Linked DNA regions of Homo sapiens: all the other regions are linked to region 2. Evidence: chromatin loops called from intact Hi-C (ENCODE). Cell type or tissue: IMR-90. All regions are shown on one strand.

What was found. Peaks named below come from ENCODE experiments on the same cell type or tissue, not always from the same donor. Only the 100,000 strongest peaks of a DNase experiment are listed, where the experiment ranks them.
Region 1: a loop joins it to region 2, with 4 times the contacts of the local background. A loop is called at or near these places in 8 of 110 quality-filtered maps.
Region 3: a loop joins it to region 2, with 8 times the contacts of the local background. A loop is called at or near these places in 54 of 110 quality-filtered maps.

Annotation. Positions count from the first base shown.
Region 1 is chr4:140,049,532-140,052,031 of GRCh38, forward strand. The region is part of intron 1 of MAML3 (mastermind like transcriptional coactivator 3); the gene reads right to left. The region is part of intron 1 of LOC124900783 (a long non-coding RNA gene); the gene reads left to right. Among named protein-coding and RNA genes, the nearest start is that of MAML3-AS1, 77 kb to the right of the region's middle. RefSeq lists an enhancer at 1-304. In IMR-90, a CTCF peak has its summit at 987 (motif pointing left); no DNase peak of the experiment used is centred here; H3K4me3 peaks cover 258 bases; H3K27ac peaks cover 76 bases.
Region 2 is chr4:139,656,041-139,658,540 of GRCh38, forward strand. No RefSeq gene overlaps it. Among named protein-coding and RNA genes, the nearest start is that of MGST2, 8.5 kb to the right of the region's middle. In IMR-90, CTCF peaks have their summits at 696 (motif pointing right) and 1,142 (motif pointing left); DNase peaks (open chromatin) are centred at 1,141 and 1,891; H3K27ac peaks cover 542 bases.
Region 3 is chr4:140,251,797-140,254,296 of GRCh38, forward strand. No RefSeq gene overlaps it. Among named protein-coding and RNA genes, the nearest start is that of MAML3, 99 kb to the left of the region's middle. In IMR-90, CTCF peaks have their summits at 965 (motif pointing left) and 1,560 (motif pointing left); no DNase peak of the experiment used is centred here; H3K4me3 peaks cover 596 bases; H3K27ac peaks cover 836 bases.

The sequences.
Region 1 (2,500 bases), 390 kb after region 2:
CTTAATATATTGTACTATTAAGAGCAAGGCTTAATCAGGGTGTTAACAACAACCAACAGGCAGGCTATGGGGGAAGAGCAAAGACTGGACAGGAGTTATTTTTAATGAGTATCTACGTATAAATCATACATGTTGCCTTCCTTTTTTTTTAAAAGGACAGACTACACTGTGCTGCCTGGATGGTGGGTGGGGAGAAAGATGGTTATCTAGGCAAAAAATAAGAGATAAGATGCATCTAAAATTCTACAGTGAGTTTACTCGGTTTTACTTTGTTTTCACACCAGGGTGTTACTAGAAAAGAAAAAGTAAAAGTGGGTGTACTTGAAAAAGCAATTGGCTACGTAATCACAGGATTTTTTTTTTTAATTAGTCAACACAGTAGCTATTTCTAAATCTTAAAATCCATTTTAGCATTTGAAAATTAACTTTCTGGAGTGGAAAGTGGCAAAAGAGAAATCTAGCAGAGAAACATCTCTGCTAGAAAGATTTTTTTTTCCTTTGCCTCCTTTGTGGTAAAAGGGAAATTTCTAAGAAGGATGCTGATAGAAGTTCTGAAAGCTCACACTGCCTGAATATAACAGGGCTCATTGCCAATAACAACAAGGAAATGTATTCTGCTATTCCATATTCTTTCATTTCTCTTAATAGAATTTGCCTTCCCCTCTATTCTAGGTCTTCCCGCCAAACTTTAGAAGGATTATCTCACCTACTTATCCATCCCAACCCACCCCACTGCATAACATCTAACAGCCTAGCCTTAGACCCTAAAATATAAATGGGAAAGCATCCTTCTTTCGTTCGTAGAGAAAAAAATGGGAGTCAACTTGGGTCTTTCATTGGAGTCAACTGGTGCCCTAGAGACAAAGCCCAACACTCTGGAGGGCACAGATGGGCCTCTGTCTGCCCTTCTAAACCAGACCCAATTAACCCCTTAGGCTCTGAGGAGTAAAAGCCACTGACTACAGTGACACCTACTGCTCGGGGTACAGCTGTACATCCTCGCACCGCCTCCCAGGTTCTCCAAAGCAGCCATGTGTTCCACTGCCGTGGGCTCCACTGAACACATTTCTCTCTGCTCTGGGCTAACACCTGGAGAAGGAAATTTTCAGCCCCCTCATTCTAAGGATGGCCTCTGAACCTATAAATCAGGGCCTTCTATAGGCAGGAGTCCTCACCCATGGGAATACAACACGCTGTCAATCTATAAAGTGACCAACTCTCGCAGCGATTCTATACAAAAGAGGCAGAAAACATAGTCTGAGAAGAGCCCACACCTCCTTCAGAATCGCTACCTTGAAATTACTTGTTAATCCTGTTTGATACCCAATGAAGTTATCCTGGAAAAAAAATGAAAGTTTTACTCAGTATCCACTGAATTTTGCTATACAGGGAAAAATATGATATGAAGCACTAGTACAATCAAGGTATCTAGAAACTCCACTTCCAGTTTATACAATAGCTTGTTAGTTAATCCATCCCTTCTACTCTATGCATTTAGTCAGATGGCAGAAATTCCCTCCCATTGAGAAAGAAATCCATTTAATTATGGAAGTCAGTTATACTTCTCTGAAGGCATAGCAAAAATTCCTCTATGTTGAGGACAATATCTATAAGTCTAGGAAGGGCAAGAAACAAAATCATTAACAGAACCCTTGACTTACCCTAAAATAGACACTGAGTTTAAAACCATCTTAAAGGTGTCAAGAGCAGTAAGTCAGATGATTATAAAATTAATGGTTCAGGCCAGTCACAATGGCTCATGCCTGTAATCCCAGCACTTTGGGAGGCTGAGGCAGGTGGATCACCTGAGGTTAGGAGTTCGAGACCAGCCTGGCCAACATGGTGAAACCCTGTCTCTACTAAAAATACAAAAAAATTAGCCAGGCGTGGTGGTACATGCCTGTAATCCCAGCTACTTGGGAGGCTGAGACAGGAGAATCGCTTGAATCCAGGAGGCGGAGGTTGCAGTGAGCCGAAATCGAGCTACTGCACTCCAGCCTGAGTGACAGAGATGAGACTCAGTCTCAAAAAAAAAAAAAAATTAAATTAATGGTTCAGGAGGTACAGCTTGTTTCATTTTTGACAAAGAATATCTAACGAATCTTCACCAAGATAGGTACACACTGAACAGAAGTAATGCTGAAAATTTAAATATTACCCTTCTTTCTGGATGCTTGAAGTGTTATGCAAATATTTTGCTTTTTATTCCCAACCATTCTACTTGGAATAACTGGATGTTACATTGTGCTATTCTCATTTTCCCACTGAGAAACAGAGGAGCTCAGCAGTTCATCCAACGTCACAGAGCAAGCTAGTGGAGGCGCCGGGATAAGAACCAGGCTTCCTGATTTAAAGCCCGTGACTTAGCCACTGGGCCACCAGAACCAGGCAATTCTCTCTGAAGCCCTGTGAGGACTATCTCAGACCTCTTACTGATACCTCACCCCTGTGTGTTAATTTGTGTTACCGTCTCAGAGTTGCAATGGCCCTATTTCCATTC
Region 2 (2,500 bases):
AGGAGCATGCCATCACACCTGGCTATTTTTTTGTATTTTTAGTGGAAATGGGGTTTCACCATGTTGGCCAGGCTGGTCTTGAACTCCTGACCTCAAGTGATCCGCCCGCCTCGCCCTCCCAAAATCCTGAGATTACAGGCATAAGCCACCACGCCCGGCCTTATGTGCATTGCTATTTTCTGGTTTGTTCCTTTCTTTCTTTCTTTTTTCTTTTCTTTTTTTTTTGAGATGGCAGCTCAGGCTGGAGTGCAGTGGTGCAGTCATAGCTCACTGCAGCCTAGAACTCCTGGACTCAAGCGATCCTCCTGCCTCAGCTTCCTGAGTTGCTGGGATTACAGGCGTGAGCCACTGCACCTGGCCCCCTTTCCTTGCTTTAGATTTTTCTCTTTCATTGCAAAGCAGTACCCTCATTCCAGTATGAATAAAAACCCAGTTCTCGGATGTTTTACCAACCAAACTGTCTGCCTGATCTTGAGAAACTCTTCAGACACTGCCCAGCTCTCTGACCCACTCCTTTCCAAATAATTTTTGCAAAGTTTTTGTTTTTTTTTTTAACCAAGCCACTTTAAAAGCTAGGGGTACATCAAGGGATCAAATCAAAGTCCAAGGTGTGGTATCCAATTCCTCGGAATATTGATCAAAAAACGGGCATCCCCTTGGCTAGGGATTTCCCCACCACCAGGTGGAAACCTTGTGTCTTTTCTCACCCCTCCTCTATCCCCTCGCAGTTTGCCACAGGGATGCCAAACGTAAAGTGTCCTTTTCTGACCCTTCTCCATGGAATGTACGTCTCTGGGGCAGCGTCTGTGTTTGGCTTCCGTCTAGCTCTGAGTGGATCAGGACTAACGGTTAAATCCTGGTATTTTTACATTTGAGCACCTGTGGGTTTTGAGCAATTGACTGTTACAGGTCGCTTGCTGGAAATGGTCAATGTGTTCATACCTGAAAAACTGAATTTTTATAGGACATTATTTAGAGATGATTTTGACAGTTTGTGTTAACTGACTTGTTCCATTTTCACTGATGTGCATCTGTAGGGACTTCTGGAAACCTGGAGGAGTAAGCTATCACAGGGACCTCAGAGGGTGGCTTGCCTGGAAGCTGAGCTGCCTCTGGTGGTGTTATCCCGGCAGGTCTGGCAGCCCTGGATTGACTCCCCCTAGCGGTTTCACAAAATATGTTATTTTGATAGAGCACCTTAAACTGCAGCTCCTAGCTCTAAATGTGTGGCTGTTAGAATCCTTCTACTACAAATTAGGGATGAAATTAGATGACCAGCCAGTGGGACCTCTGAGAAGAGAATGAAAAATAGGCTCATGCAGGAGAGGGCGTGGAAGGGCGGATAAGCTGTTTTGTCTGGAATTCCTGTCCCAGACAGGTTTGTCTGGGAATGGCCAGAAACTGAAATTCTGAGGATATCATCCTGCCCAAGTCCCAGAAGCAAAGGTGAGAACCAGGCACACCCTAAGGGCAAGCAGGAGGGAAGAAGAAAAGAAAGAAGAACGAGGGAAGAACAAGAAGAAAGAAAGAAGAAGGAGGAAGAGGAGGAGGAGAAGGGAGGGGGAGGAAGGGGAGGAGAAGGAGGGGAGGGAGAGGCGGAGAAAGGAAAGGAAGAAGTGGAAGAGGAAGAAGAAAGAAAGAAAGAAAGAAAGAAAGAAAGAAAGAAAGAAAGAAAGAAAGAAAGAAAGAAAGAAAAGAGAAGCAGGCAAGCAGTTTTCAAAGTTCTTTATCATCTTGCTAAGGTAGCTGAAGGATGCAGTCACAGGCCCGCATGCACAGGAGGGCTTTCCTGTTTGGGGCCAGTAGGTTTCTTGTTTTGCTGTGTTTCCTTTCTTTTTGTGCAGGACGTGACTTGGCCTCCGATCTAGACACATCGGTGTTTTTGTGAGTCATGTTCTAACAGGATTGTGCTGTGTTGAAATGACTGTTGTTTGGTGTGTCAGCCCAGATGCAGGTTTAGCACCACATTTCAAAGTGAATAAGAGCTGCTTTTAACTGTTTGTTCTTAATCCACCAACCTTTTGTGTTTTCTCATCAAAAGAGGGGTAGCTTGCCCTTTTTCTTTTGCCTTAAGCCCCAGAGAGACACCAAGTGAAGCCACGGTACCCCTTTTTTTCTTTAAGTAGCCCAATCACATAATATGCTGTAGGTTTCAAGAGAGTAAACTCTCCTCTGGTGCATAGAAATCTCAGTAAGTTCTCTGAGGCAGTAGTTGGTAGTCCTGGAGATTTTTCAGTTAAATCAGTGTTTATTTCAAAAACGCCCTTGGTGATTCTAATGTGAGAATCACCAGTCTCCATGCACTTCAAAGCCAGTGGGCGGGGAAGTACTGGGCCCAATCAGCTGAGACTCGGCTCCAGCCACACTTACCTTTGCTGGTGCCTCAGAGCCTGTTGCCCCATCTCAGCCTCAGATTTCCCTCCCATGTCTGTCTGTCCTTCTCTCTTCCACCCAGGCATACTGTAAACTCCTCCAGTGGAAACCAGCATTTCTCCTGGGC
Region 3 (2,500 bases), 600 kb after region 2:
TGGGAGTAAGAAGCTGTTAGCAGTTGCTGGGTTCACCTTCGATGGAAATCTGGAAATTCCAATGAACCACCATCATTTTCTGCAAGATAATCTAACCTAATTTCAACTGTAAAATTTAAATTTTCAAATGTACTGAAGAGATAGTACATGCCAGGCATTTATACACAGTATTTCCCTTAATCATCACAAAAAACCTGTGTAGTAGGTATCAGGCCCACCATTTTATAGAGGAGTGAACTGAAGCCCCAGAGGTTAAACTCCCAGCTAGCAAATGGGGGAGCCAGGGTCTGCCTCCCAAGCCTGGGTGATAGGGCTCTGTCAGAACTCTCCAAAAGAGAAGGGGCATAAATCACAGGTCTATCCAGGGAGCGGAGGGAGAGGGGGAGTGCCCCACACAGTCACAGCAGCAGGGCAGGAGGAGGATGGGGGCTGGGGGCAGCGGAGGACAGATGGGAGCTCCTGTTAGGAGCCACGTTTCCTCGGCTGGGAACCCCTACTGCTGAGTCTCTGCAACAGCGATGCCAGGTCTGTCTCAAGGGCGGCAAACTGTGCCTCTCCCTCCTCCTGCAAGGAGAGTCGGGTTGTTCATAATGATAGGTACTCTATGCCAGGCTTCCTGCCAAGTTAAGAACCACTTTTTAAAAATCTTCACAACATTCCTAGGAAGTAAGTATTATTCCCCGCATTTGATAGCTGGGGAGGTGCGGAGTTGGGGACTTTAGGAACATCCTCAAGGTCACAGAGCTCCAGGGTGTCCATGCTCACGTTTCAATCCAGGCTTCTGACTTTAGGGCCAGCAGAACTCTTTAACATCATGTTCCACCAGGCAGAGGTTGGGGGGTCAGGCGACCACATGGGCCGTTCATCTTTGCAGGAACTGACAGCGTTAGCCCCGACACAGAGGGCATGGGCCCCGCGGCTCCACCGGGAAGGGGGCTCGCCCGCCGGCCCGGGCACCCCCTGGTGGGGCCTCCCGCTCTCGGGCTCGGGCAGAACCCGCTGCTCAGGGGCCCGCGGTCAGGTCAAGGAATCCTCCTGTGGGCCTCGGCATTCCTCGAGGGGAGGGCGACTCCCGTCGGGCGGGCCTGCGCTCGGGGTGGGTCCGGGCTCCGCGGCCGGGATGGGTGAGCTGGGGAGGGAGGCGCCCAGGCTCGGGCAGGCGTCAGGCGCCGCGGCGCGTGGGGCTGTGCACGCGGTCACCATTTTCCTCCTGCTGGTCTGTGTGTCCCTCCGGCGGGAGCCGAGGCCGGCTAGGCCGCAGCAGCCCCGCGCCCAGGGAGAGAGGAGGAGGGGAAGAGGCCGAGGGCGCCCTGCTCCTGGGTCGCCGAAGCCCCGGAGGCTTTGTGTATTCGGAACCGGATTCACCACCTCCCCCGCCACCCCCGCCTCCCATTCCCGCTTTCTTTTTCCCTGACCGAAGTCCCAGTAGAGTATCCAGCAATTAGCACGCGAGGAGGGGGTGGAAGGCGGCGGCGGCGGCAGGGGTGGGGGCGGCGAGACCCCGGCTCTGGGCTCGGCCCCGCGCTCCGCCTGCGCTGCCTTCGTGCGCCACCTACCGGCTGCTCGGGGCTGCTGCGGCGGCCGCCAGAGCTGTTCCTAGGCGGATCTTGATCTCCGTGGACAATAGACAATGGGATTTTTTTTTTGGAACAATGATTTATTTTTGGGGGTGGGGATAAGGAGGAAGGAGGGAGGGAGGGAGGAAGCAGTAGTGTGTTTGTCATCGCTTTAGAAAAAAAATCTCTGTTCTATCATTGTTTCTGCATATCCATTATATTGAGGACAAAAGAATCCCGTTCTGGAACAACAAAGCCAAGGGAAATGTTTTCTGTGGCTGACATTTAATTGTGTGCACAAGGTGCTACATTATCATGGGGAGAGATTGTAGAAAAGAATAGGGCAAGCCTCGGTTCAAAAGCCTGACTTTTCTGCTTTAAGATGTGAGCTTACATGTGCCCCATTTTAGATTGTCTCATATATCTCCACTCATGTTATACACGACGCACAATTCTCCGTTTCCTTATAGTTTTCCAACCCACCGCAAGCATTCCTTGCGGATTATTTTTGCACCACTTCCAAGGTCTATTCCTTTTACAGTTAACAGGGATCATCATGTTTTGCTTCACAACCTCTCTACATGTTTCTTTTTTAGAAGCTGTTAGGGACCTTGGAGAACACGTAGTCCAACCCTCTCATTTTACAGATGAAAGAGGTAGAATGCCTAGTCCAAAGTCACACAAATAATTAGAGAGGGAGGCAGGACCAGACCTCTTGTTTCCTAATCCCTGGTCCCTACGACCTGCTATTTGATGTCCTAATGCCCAGCACTCCTGGACTTGCTCATTCCATGGCCTCCTTTCTGGCAGGAGAAACCCCCTCACAGCGAGTTGTGTTCCACAAAGATGGGTGCTAATTCAGGCCGAGGGGACAGAAGTACAAGCTTCCTGGCTTGGTAATCCCTTTTACCCCCCTTTCTGCCCCACCACCTCTGTAGCGTGAA